Regions from separate parts of the Homo sapiens genome. Here region 2 is linked to region 1. A link is a loop called in an ENCODE intact Hi-C map of the cell type or tissue named here. Cell type or tissue: PC-9. All regions are shown on one strand. Links, peaks and the distances in the headings refer to the core of each region. The heading gives the core; the rest is flanking DNA. Region 1 has its middle 31 kb from the start of USP44. Region 2 overlaps SNRPF-DT (SNRPF divergent transcript).

The links. Hi-C counts contacts between places; a loop is a spot of excess contacts. Peaks named below come from ENCODE experiments on the same cell type or tissue, not always from the same donor. Only the 100,000 strongest peaks of a DNase experiment are listed, where the experiment ranks them.
Region 2: it touches region 1 in a loop (10-fold over the local background); 85 of 110 quality-filtered maps call a loop at or near these places.

The regions. Positions count from the first base shown.
Region 1 is chr12:95,579,390-95,584,772 of GRCh38, forward strand. No RefSeq gene overlaps it. Among named protein-coding and RNA genes, the nearest start is that of USP44, 31 kb to the left of the region's middle. In PC-9, for the core only: a CTCF peak has its summit at 3,243 (motif pointing right); a DNase peak (open chromatin) is centred at 3,252.
Region 2 is chr12:95,813,070-95,818,452 of GRCh38, forward strand. All of the region lies in intron 2 of SNRPF-DT (SNRPF divergent transcript), which reads right to left. All of the region lies in intron 1 of LINC02410 (long intergenic non-protein coding RNA 2410), which reads left to right. Among named protein-coding and RNA genes, the nearest start is that of LINC02410, 13 kb to the left of the region's middle. In PC-9, for the core only: a CTCF peak has its summit at 2,738; a DNase peak (open chromatin) is centred at 2,732; H3K27ac peaks cover 653 bases.

The sequences.
Region 1 (5,383 bases), core at 318-5,317:
TCTCAGCTCACTGCAACCTCCATCTCCCGGGTTCAAGCGATTCTCTTGCCTCAGCCTCCAGAGTAGCTGGGATTACAGGCAAGCACCACCATGCCCAGCTAATTTTTGTATTTTTTAGAGAGTACCACCACGCCCGGCTAATTTTTGTATTTTTTAGAGACAGGGTTTTGTCATATTGGCCAGACTGGTCTAGAGCTCCTGACCTCAGGTGATGTCCTGACCTCAGGTGATCCCCTGACCTCAGGTGATCCCCTCACCTCGGCCTCCCAAAGGGCTGGGATTGTAGGCGTGAGCTACTGCTCCTGGCCTGACTTCCAGATTTCTAACTGGATAAATGAGTGATTCACAAATACTTGAGGAGGGTCTGGAGGAGGAAGTCACAACTGAAGTTAATGAATTCCGTTTGGGAGGTGGTAAATCTGGTTACCTCTAGGTTATCCAGGTGAACCTAATAGGCAAGAGGTTAGAATTGAAGATAGAGATTTTGTCGTTAGTGTAAGAGAGGTACTTGAAAAATACAAGTGAAGGTGAGAGATCACCCAGTGACAAGATAAGAAAGTCAATGATGGAACTCTAGGGGATACTGACCTTTTTTTTTTTCTCAGATGGAGTCTCACTCTGTCGCCTAGGCTAGAGTGCAGTGGTGCTGTCTCAGCTCACTGCAACCTCCACCTCCTGGGCTCAAGGATTATAAGTGTGCACCATCACTCCCGGCTAATTTTTGTATTTTTAATAGAGACACGGTTTCACCATGTTGGCCAGGCTGGTCTCGAACTTCTGAGCTCAAGTGATCCACCTGCCTTGGCCCCACAAAGTGCTGGGATTATAGGTGTGAGCCACCACATCTGGCCAGTGACATTGATTTTTGTTTTAAGTTATTTTTAAAAATGTGGCTGGACACAGTGGCTCACTCCTGTAATCCTAGCACTTTGGGAGGCCGAGGTGGGCTGATTGCTTGAACTCAGGAGCTGGAGACCAGCCTGGGCAACATGGCGAAACCCTGCTTCTGCGAAAAATACAAAAAAATAGCTGGGTGTGGTGGCCCCTGCCTGTGGCCCCAGTTACTCAGCAGGCTGAGTTAGGAGGATGGCTTAAGCCTGAGGAGCAGAGGCTGCAGTGAGCCAAGATGGCGCCACTGCACTCCAGCCTGGGTGACAGAGGGAGACCCTGTCTCAAACAAATAAAATAAAATTTAACAACTCTTTATTGAGTATCTTCTATGTGCAAGGCACTGTGCTTAGTAGTTGTGTCTATGTATATGTAGGTGGGGAAAGGAGATTATAAGGAAATGAAAGTTTCTCAATCTTTTAGTCTCTGTTTTTCTCTCTCACCCTAACTCTGTACCTTTTATGCAACCCAACTCAACAACCAGGAAAAAAAGACAAGATCCATTCACATGTATTGCCCAGGGTGTGTCCACCCTGGTTCCTTTTCTTGCTCTAGATAATGTTTCCTGCCATTTGGACTTGCATTGATCTTGATTACCCCAAATGAATTCTTAGAACTCTTTAAGAACTTGGACTTACCTTTCAGAATGTTCTTACTCCTAGATGCTTTGAGGTAGATACCGTGCTCCAGCTCTGGTCATGAGGACCCAAACCCTGGCAGCAACTGGCTCACTCTTACAGTGGGGAACTCTTTTTTTTTTTTTTTTTTTGAAAGGAGTCTCATTCTGTTTCCCAGGCTGCAGTGCAGTGTTATGATCTTGGTGCACTGCAACCTCTGCCTCCCAGGTTCAAACAATTCTCCCACCGCAGCCTCCCAAGTAGCTGGGATTACAGGCATGCGCCACCATGCCCGGCTAATTTTTGTATTTTTAGTAGAGATGGGGTTTTTGCCACGTTGGCCAGGCTGGTATCGAACTCCTGACCTTGAGTGCACCCACCTTGGCCTCCCAGAGTGCTGGGATTACAGACATGAGCCACTGCGCCTGGCCTGGTTTGGATATTTGGTTTGCGTCTTTTGTCTAATAGCAGTCCCTCCTCCCCTGGCCCCCTGTATCCTGATATTTAGTCTTGTACCTGTGAGACAGTTTTTCAAGTCACCACTGCTGGTGTTGATCCCATATTTAACATGTAGACCACATTTAACTCTGTAAGGCTCAGACTTCCTTAGCTAGGGCGACCTTTTAGGAACCCTGCTATGGTGGGATTGATACTGTGCCTTCACTATAAGGCGATTGTAGATTAATAATTAGGATGCTTTTCTCAAAGAAATAGGGGAACTCAATATCTAATATTATTATCTTTATTAGCATTTAAATATGCTAGTAAACCAAGTTCTATCATACTAGTTACTGTCCAAGCATGCTTAAATTTGATGCCTTTTTTGAATAAGACAAGAACATGGAGATTTATTCTCAAGACATACAGAACACTTGAAAAGTCTAAACAATGTGTTAAAATGTAACAGGAAAAAAGAAGCTATGTGTGAATTTCCTGATGTGCTAAATTATTATAGATGTTTGCCTGCTTGGGTCAGAATTATTATCTCATTTCTTGTCTTTCCAGCTGCAGCAAAAATCCTCCAGAGAACCATGTTTACAGCTATGGCCACTGATGATCTTAACAATAGAAATCAGTGATCCTGTTTAGTGAATAACAGCTTACTGTTACTAGTGAATAACAGTTCATACAGTGTTCATAACATGAGCTGGCTATGAAGTGGCATCCAAGAGGAGTTAAGTGGGTATGAATGGCTTAATGAAAAATTACACTTTACAAAATACTTCAAGTCCAGCTGGTGGTAGAAGAAATCCATCTGGGAATTAAGCTCATCAGGAGTTTAACAACTATGCTAGTTTAGGTTTGCCATGACTGAATGGATCTAGAGTATAGGGTTCAGCCCAAGTACAGTGGCTGATGCCTATAATCTCAGTGATTTGGGAGGCCTAAGTGGGAGGATTGCTTGAGACCAGGAGTTCAAGACTAGCCTGGACAACAACACCCCATCTCTACCCCCGTCCCCCCAGAAAAGTTAGCCAGGTACGGTAGCATGCACCTATAGTTCCAGCTACTTAGGAGGCTGAGGCAGGAGGATCCCTTGAGTCCAGGAATTCGAGGCTGCAGTGAGTTATGATCACACCACTGCACTCCAGCCTGAGTGACACAGTGAGACCCTGTTTCTTTAAAAAAAAAAAAAAAGGTGAAACGTTCTTAAGAGTAGGAAAGCAGCATCTGTCTCCTGAGATCGAAACACTTTGTGATTTTTTTTTTCCCATGGATTTACTTCCTTAGTGCATTTTACCATAAGGGGGTGCTCTGGGATAATACTTTTCAGCACAGCAGTGGTCTCTTCTGCTCTGTTAACTGAAAAAAGGCAAGCATTTATTAATTCTGCATCCCTTCTGTATTCACTAATTTTCAAAACGTGTCCATTTACATTAAAAATATGAAAAACAATTAGTGAAAACTATTTAAAATGTAAACAACCAGTGTCTGACTGCTAAGGAAAAGACAAACATTGAAAACTCTTGTAGGGCTCAGACTTCCTTAGCTAGAGCTGACCTTTTAGGAACACTGCTATGGTGGGATTGATATTGTGCCTTTAGTATAAGGCAATTGTAGATTAATAATTAGGATGCTTTTCTCAAATAAATAGGGGAACTCAATATCCAATGAGGCTAGAGCCGGGCGTGGTGGCTCATGCCTGTAATCCCAGCACTTTGGGAGGCTGAGGCAGGTGGATCACCTGAGATCAGGATTTTGAGACCAGCCTGGTCAACATGGTGAAACTCCATCCTCTACTAAAAACACAAAAAATTAGCGAGGCATGGTGGCACATCCCTGTAATCCCAGCTACTCAGGAGGCAGAGGCAGGATAATCGCTTGAACCCAGGAGGCAGAGGTTGCGGTGAGCCAAAACCATGCCACTGCACTCCAGCCTGGGCAGCAAGAGTGAAACTCCATCTCAAAACAAAAAAACAAAAACAGAAAAGAAAAATAAAAAGAAAAAAAGAGAGAGAGAGATTAGAGTCACAGTGAACTGAAGCTGCACTGGATTTCTTCTGGTTTAGGAGAAGAAAGCCATAAAGGATTTGCATTTGTCCTTTTACTTTAGTTATTTTTTTGGTAGCATTATGTTAACTATATCTTTCCGCCGATGCTGTGGAGATTCATTATGGTTGAAATTGCTTTCTTACAAAGCTCAGTCAGTGTTAACCCATCCTTGGGGAAAAGCATAGGAATTAAGAATTACAAAGTAATTTCATTCTCACTTCTGTCACATTTATGAATCAGTTTTTAGGTTTGTGTGTGTGTTTTTTTTTTTTTTTTTTTTTTTTTGAGATGGAGTTTTGCTCCTGCTGCCCATGTTGGAGTGCAATGGCGCGATCTTGGCTCTCCACAATTTCTGCCTCCCGGATTCAAGTCATTCTCCTGCCTCAGCCTCCCAAGTAGCTGGGATTACGGGCATGCATCACCATGTCCGGCTGATTGTGTATTTTGAGTAGAGATGGGGTTTCTCCATGTTGGTCAGGCTGATCTCGAACTCCTGACCTCAGGTGATTTGCCCACCTCGGCCTCCCAAAGTGCTGGGATTACAGGCATGAGCCACCATGCCTGACCAATTTTTAGGTTTTATTCCTGTCTAATTGTGTGGGGTGAGGAGGTGGAAAGGAAACTCAATTCTGTTTGCGAGTACTTGGGAGAGGCAATCAGTAGCAATCAGCTATTCTAAGCACATGATGTTGTGAAGGGCAACAAACTCGTCAAGGCCACCAACAGGACATTTGGAGAAATGGCCACAATATGGAGGCAGGAATAGGGAGTCCTCAATGTTTGGTCAAAAGAATTCCCTGGGTTGACAGCAGCATGTTTGAAGGTGCTGGTTCCTTCCAATCTGAGTGACAAATAGCCCTGGTATACAGCACAGGGATTGGGAGGAATGTTACACCTTTGCTTATGGAGAGCAGTTCTCTCTATATACATTCTCTGAACTCATCTCATTAGGCAAAAGCAGATGAAGCTTCTTTAGTCATCTTCATGAGCATTTAACTCCATATACAAAATGAAAATTTGGCTGAGGATTTACATAATTTAACTTGGGAGATTTTATGAGAGACTAATGTCTAGTCATTGGTCTTTAGTATCCTTGTTATGCCAGTACTTTTTAAAAGTTCAAGATATATTCATCCCAATACCTACTTTTTTTTTTTTTTGAGACGGAGTCTCGCTTTTTTATTTCCCAGGCTGGAGTGCAGTGGGACGATCTTGGCTCACTGCAACCTCTGCCAACTGGGTTCAAGCAATTTTCTTGCTTCAGCCTCTCGCGTAGCTGGGATTACAGGCATGAACCACCACGCCCGGCTAATTTTTGTATTTTTAGTAGAGATGGGGTTTCGCCATGTGGCCAGGCTGGTCTTGAACTCCTGGCCTCAGGTGAT
Region 2 (5,383 bases), core at 310-5,309, 230 kb after region 1:
GTGAGTAAAATGATACTTCTTAAAAATTGGCCCAATTTATCTATTGTAACTATAGCCTATAACGTACTTTCAGTAACAGGGTGATCATGATAAAGAAGAATGCTGACCAGGTGTGGTGGCCCACACCTGTAATCCCAACACTTTGGGGGACTGAGGCAGGAGGATTGCTTAAACCCAGGAGTTTGAGAACAGCCTTGGCAACGTAGCAAGACACCATCAATACAAAAAATTTTAAAAATTGGCTGAGCAGTTGGGCGTGGTGGCTCATGCCTGTAATCCCAGCACTTTTGGAGGCCAAGGCGGGTGGATCACCTGAGGTCAGGAGTTCGAGACCAGCCTGGCCAACATGGTGAAACCCCATCTCTACTAAAAATACAAAAATTAGCTGGGTGTGGTGGCGGCATCTGTAGTCCCAGCTATTCGGGAGGCTGAGGGAGGAGAATTGCTTGAACCCAGGAGGCGTAAGTTGCAGTGAGCCAAGATCATGCCACTGTACTCCAGCTTGGGCAACAGAGTGAGACTCTGTCTCAAAAAAAAAAAAAAAAAAATTAGCTGAGCATGGTGACACCTTCTTATAGTCCTTCCTACTTCAGAGCCTGAAGTAACAGGATCACTTGAGCCCAGGAGGTCAAGGCTGCAGTGAGCCACGATCACACCACTACCCTCTATTCTGGGCAACAGAATGAAACTCCGTTTCACTAAAAAAAAAAAAAAGAAGAAGAAGAAGAAGAAGAAGAAGAAGAAGAAGAAGAAGAAGAAGAACCCTCTTTGTCATTCAACACCTGTTTTTGAAAACTTGATATGTGGCTAACAGAACAGAGTGTCCCTGGAAAGAGGTCTTTTTTTCTTTTGAGACAGTCTGACTCTGTTGCCCAGGCTGGAGTACAGTGGTGCAATCATGGCTCACCGCAGCCTCAACCTCCCAGGCTCAAGCAATCCTCCCACCTCAGCCTCCCAAGTAGATGGGACCATAGGCAGTGCCACCACACCTGGCTAATTTTCTAAAACTTTTTTGTAGAGGCAGGGTCTCACTATGTTGCCCAGGCTGGTCTCAAACTTCTGGCCTCCAAAAGTGCTGGGATTACAGGTTTGAGCCATCGTGCCCAGCCTAAGAAGTCTTTTTAATAAGGAAAGACTCTAGAACAAAGAATATAAAGGAGTTTCAAGCTTATTTGATTTGGAGGGAAAGACTCTGCAGTTCAAGCTTATTTGATTTAGAGTATCTTTACATAATGTAGTGAAATTTCATTAATTTGTATTCATACAATGAACTAATTTCACCTAGTTTGGGCTATTCTGTAATATTTATGATGCAAGAAAGTCAGTAACAAAATTATAAACTAGTTCTTTCCGGTTAGAAGGTGTAAAATGAAAACAGTTGGACAATTATTCAGGCACTAGAAAACATTATGTGGAGCAACTCCTAGGATTTGGTTTGCTCCCCACGGAAAAACAAGCTTCCAAATAAATATTTCAGCAAACAAATCTATTACTTTTTTCTTTTCTTAATTATTCTTAGAAAAAATGTACATATAAACACTTTGACTGTTATCCATAAGTCAAATATTTCCAAAGTAGACACTGCCCACGTTTGGTTAATTACCTGAATTTACAGGGTTGGTTTCCATTCCATTCATTTGCGTAGTCACGTTGTTTAGTTCACATGATACGTGCCAGCCTCAGCTGAAATTCTAGTTATTGGCAGAGTTTAAGAAAGCTTGGGAAAGGAACCTGGGCAAGTGCTTTTATCCATTCTGGTCAAGGGGTCCTGATCTGGAGTCCATGCATGAGCTTTTAGGAGGTCTGCAAATCTGCAAAACCTGCATGTAACAATTGTATGTTTTCATAAAAAAATTTTTTGAGGCAGGGTCTCACTCTGTCACCCAGGCTGGGGTACAGTGGTGTGATCTCAGCTCACTGCAACCTCTACCTCTCAGGTTCAAGCGATTCTCCTGCCTTAGCCTCCCGAGTAGATGGGACTACAAGAACGTGCCATCAAGCCCAGCTAATTTTTGTATTTTTTTGGTAGCAACAAAGTTTCACTGTGTTGGCCTGTCTGGTCTCAAGCTCCTGTCCTCAAGTGATCCGCCAACCGTGGCCCCCAAAGTGCTGGGATTACAGGTGTGAGGCACTGCACCTGGCTGATTTTTATATGTTTAGATGAAAATTTCCAGAGAGTTCACGATTTTCATGATTATCAAAGGTCACTCTCCTTCTAAAAAGGTTCAATTATTGATTTAAGGAGTTCTTATTTGTCAGTCCTTATTGGAGATCCAATGCTCCAATGAACTGAGATACAATTTTGGGTTGAAAGATCTGAAATGGTGTCTTCTCTCCACTGACCACAAGCCGGGCTTTGAAATTAGAGTCGTAACCTTTCCCTTGCAAATCCCTGGAAGGTGTGCTTTCAACAGCTCGCTGCCGTTTGAAGGAAAAACTGTTCCAAATGTAATTATATACATATTGGGGATATTAAACATTTCTTCTGCGAAAGTTTCTTGTATCCTTTGTTTATTTGGTTAACAATACTTTTGCAACCCTATTATAAGCAGTATGTGCCAAGGATAAAAGGATAAACCCAAATACACGTGTCCTTTGTCTTTCTGGATGGATATATAGCAGAGAACATTTTCATTTTTCATAATTCTCTGTATCTACTGGAGAAAGAAAATGATAAAACATACCCAAGTTTATCTAATTTCAACCAGAAACTCTCAAATGAAATGCATGAAGTAAAGTGACATCTAGTGTTGGTTAAGTGGCAGTGAAATATGTGTCAGGACAAGGCATACTTTAACTTTCTTTGAACAGACTGTTAAACTTGGCTTTGTTAAGTTGCCAACTCCGGAAAGCATAGTTTTGCTTTTAAAAATATTTTAGAGTAATTCTGAAATAATCTGAATTTAAATGCTAATAACATTGTTTTTATTTTTTCAAAATAAAATGCTTAACGCCTACAGAAAAGTCTAGAGAATGAAATAACAGTTACGTATCTACCACCCAACTCTGTCAAATCTTAACGTTTTGCTTTACTTACATCAGATATTTTAAACATAAAATGTAATAGACACATTTGATGCCTTATTAACTATTTCTGATTTCATGTCCATCTTGTTCTCTTTAGAAGTAATCAATATTTGGTTTATTATCTCTGTGACTTTTTGTATTTTTATTACATATTTGTGTACACATAAAATTTATAATATTGCACATATTTTATAGCTGATATAAGGGATACCATATGGTACAAATATTTCTGCAACTTACTTTTTCTAGTTTAATATTATGCTTTGGAGATTTCGTGATATTGGTCATCTAACTTCAGTCATTTACTGTAACTGCTGTATGTTAGCATTCCATTGAATGAATTGTACAACAATTTATTTAATTTACAGCTGATGGACATTCAGAGTGTTTTCAGTCTCTTGCTCTTACAAACCATGCTACAGTGAACACTCTTATACGTGACCCATTGTGCACACATTTGCGAGTTTCTCTAGACTGCACAACGAGGAGGTATTGCACAAGTGTATACTTTCAAAACATCTCTAGCTATTGAGCATTTGCTCTCCAAGATGGTTGTACCAATTTACACCCTAGTAGAAGTGTAAGAAAACTTCTGTGGCTTCACATTCTCGCCAGCACTTGGTATTGCCAGGCTTTTTAATTTCTGACAATCTGCTTGATGTAAAATCTTATCTCATTGTGGTTTCAATTTGCATTTCTCTGACAAGTAGTAAAACTGAGTTACTTATTTATTTATTTATTCATTTATTTTGAGACAGTCTCGCTCTGTCGCCCAGGCTGGAATGCAGTGGCGCGATCTCGGCTCACTGCAAGCTCCGCCTCCCAGGCTCACGCCATTCTCCTGCCTCAGCCTCCCGAGTAGCTGGGACTACAGACGCCTGCCACCACGCCGAGCTAATTTTTTGTATTTTTAGTAGAGACGGGGTTTCACCGTGTTAGCCAGGATGGTCTCGATCTCCTGACCTTGTGATCCACCCGCCTCGGCCTCCCAAAGTGCTGGGATTACAGGTGTGAGCCACCGCACCCGGCCGAGCTTTTTAAAAATATGTTTTTACTACTGAAGTTTCTTCCGTGAATTGCCTATTCCTATTCTATGCCTACTGGATTGCTGGCATTTTCCTTTAAGTACTTGCTGATATAAGTACTTTGTAGGCTTGATATATTGCAAATATTGTTTCTCAGTTTATGGCTTGGCTGTTCACTGTGTTCATGGCATCTTTTCATTTTAAAGCAATCGACTTTGGCTGGGCGCGGTGGCTCATGCCTGTAATCCCAGCAATTTGGGAGGTCAAGGCAGGTGGATCACCCGAGGTCAGGAGTTTGAGACCAGCCTGGCCAACCTGGTGAAATCTGTCTCTACTAAAAATACAAAAATTAGCCAGGCGTGGTGGTGTGTGCCTGTAATCCCAGCTACCCAGGAGGCTGAGGCAGGAGGATCACTTGGAACCCAGGAGGCAGAGGCTGCAGTGAGCCGAGATTGTGCCACTGCACTCCAGCCTGGGCGACAGAGCAAGACTTTGTCTCAAAAAAATAAATAAATAAATAAACAAAAAATAATCAACTTTATGAATCTTTCCCTTTTTATTGCTTATTTTAAAATCTTTTTCCTTTTTTTTGAGGCGGTGTCTTGCTCTGTTGCCCAGGCTGGAGTGCAGTGGCACGATCTTGGCTCACTGTAACCTCTGCCTTTGGGGTTCAAGTGATTCTCCTACCTCAGCCTCCTAAGTAGCTGGGATTACAGGCGTCTATCACGATGCCCAGCTAATTTTTGTATTTTTAGTAGAGATGGTGTTTCACAATGTTGGCCAGGTTGGTCTCGAACTCCTGACCTCAAGTGATCTGCCTGCTTCGGCCTCCCAAAGTGCTGGGATTACAGGCTTGAGACACTGTGCCTGGCCTTAAAATCTTTATTAAGCTTTTCTCCTTTATTTTCTCTTAAAATGTTTAAAGTTTTTTTTTCCTTATTTAGGTTTCTAAATTATAAACTTTTCTGTATTGTGTGAGGTAGAAAATTCGATTCCTTTTGTATCATGGATAATGACTGTCCTAGCATTATTTATTGAAGAAACCATCCTTTCCTCATTGTTCATTTTAGCTCATCACCAAAGTCACTTATGAAATTAATTTGGGGCCAGGCACAGTGTTCACACCTGTAATTCCAATACTTTTGGAGGTCAAGGCAGGAGGATTGCTTGAGGCCAGGAGTTCGAGACTAGCCTCGAAAACAAAGTGAGACTCCCATCTCTACAAAAACTTTTCTAAAATTAGCCCAGCACAGTGATGTGTCTGCCATTGCATTATTTGGGAGGCTGAGGCAGGAGGATTGCTTGAGCCCAGGAGTTTTAGGCCGCAGTGA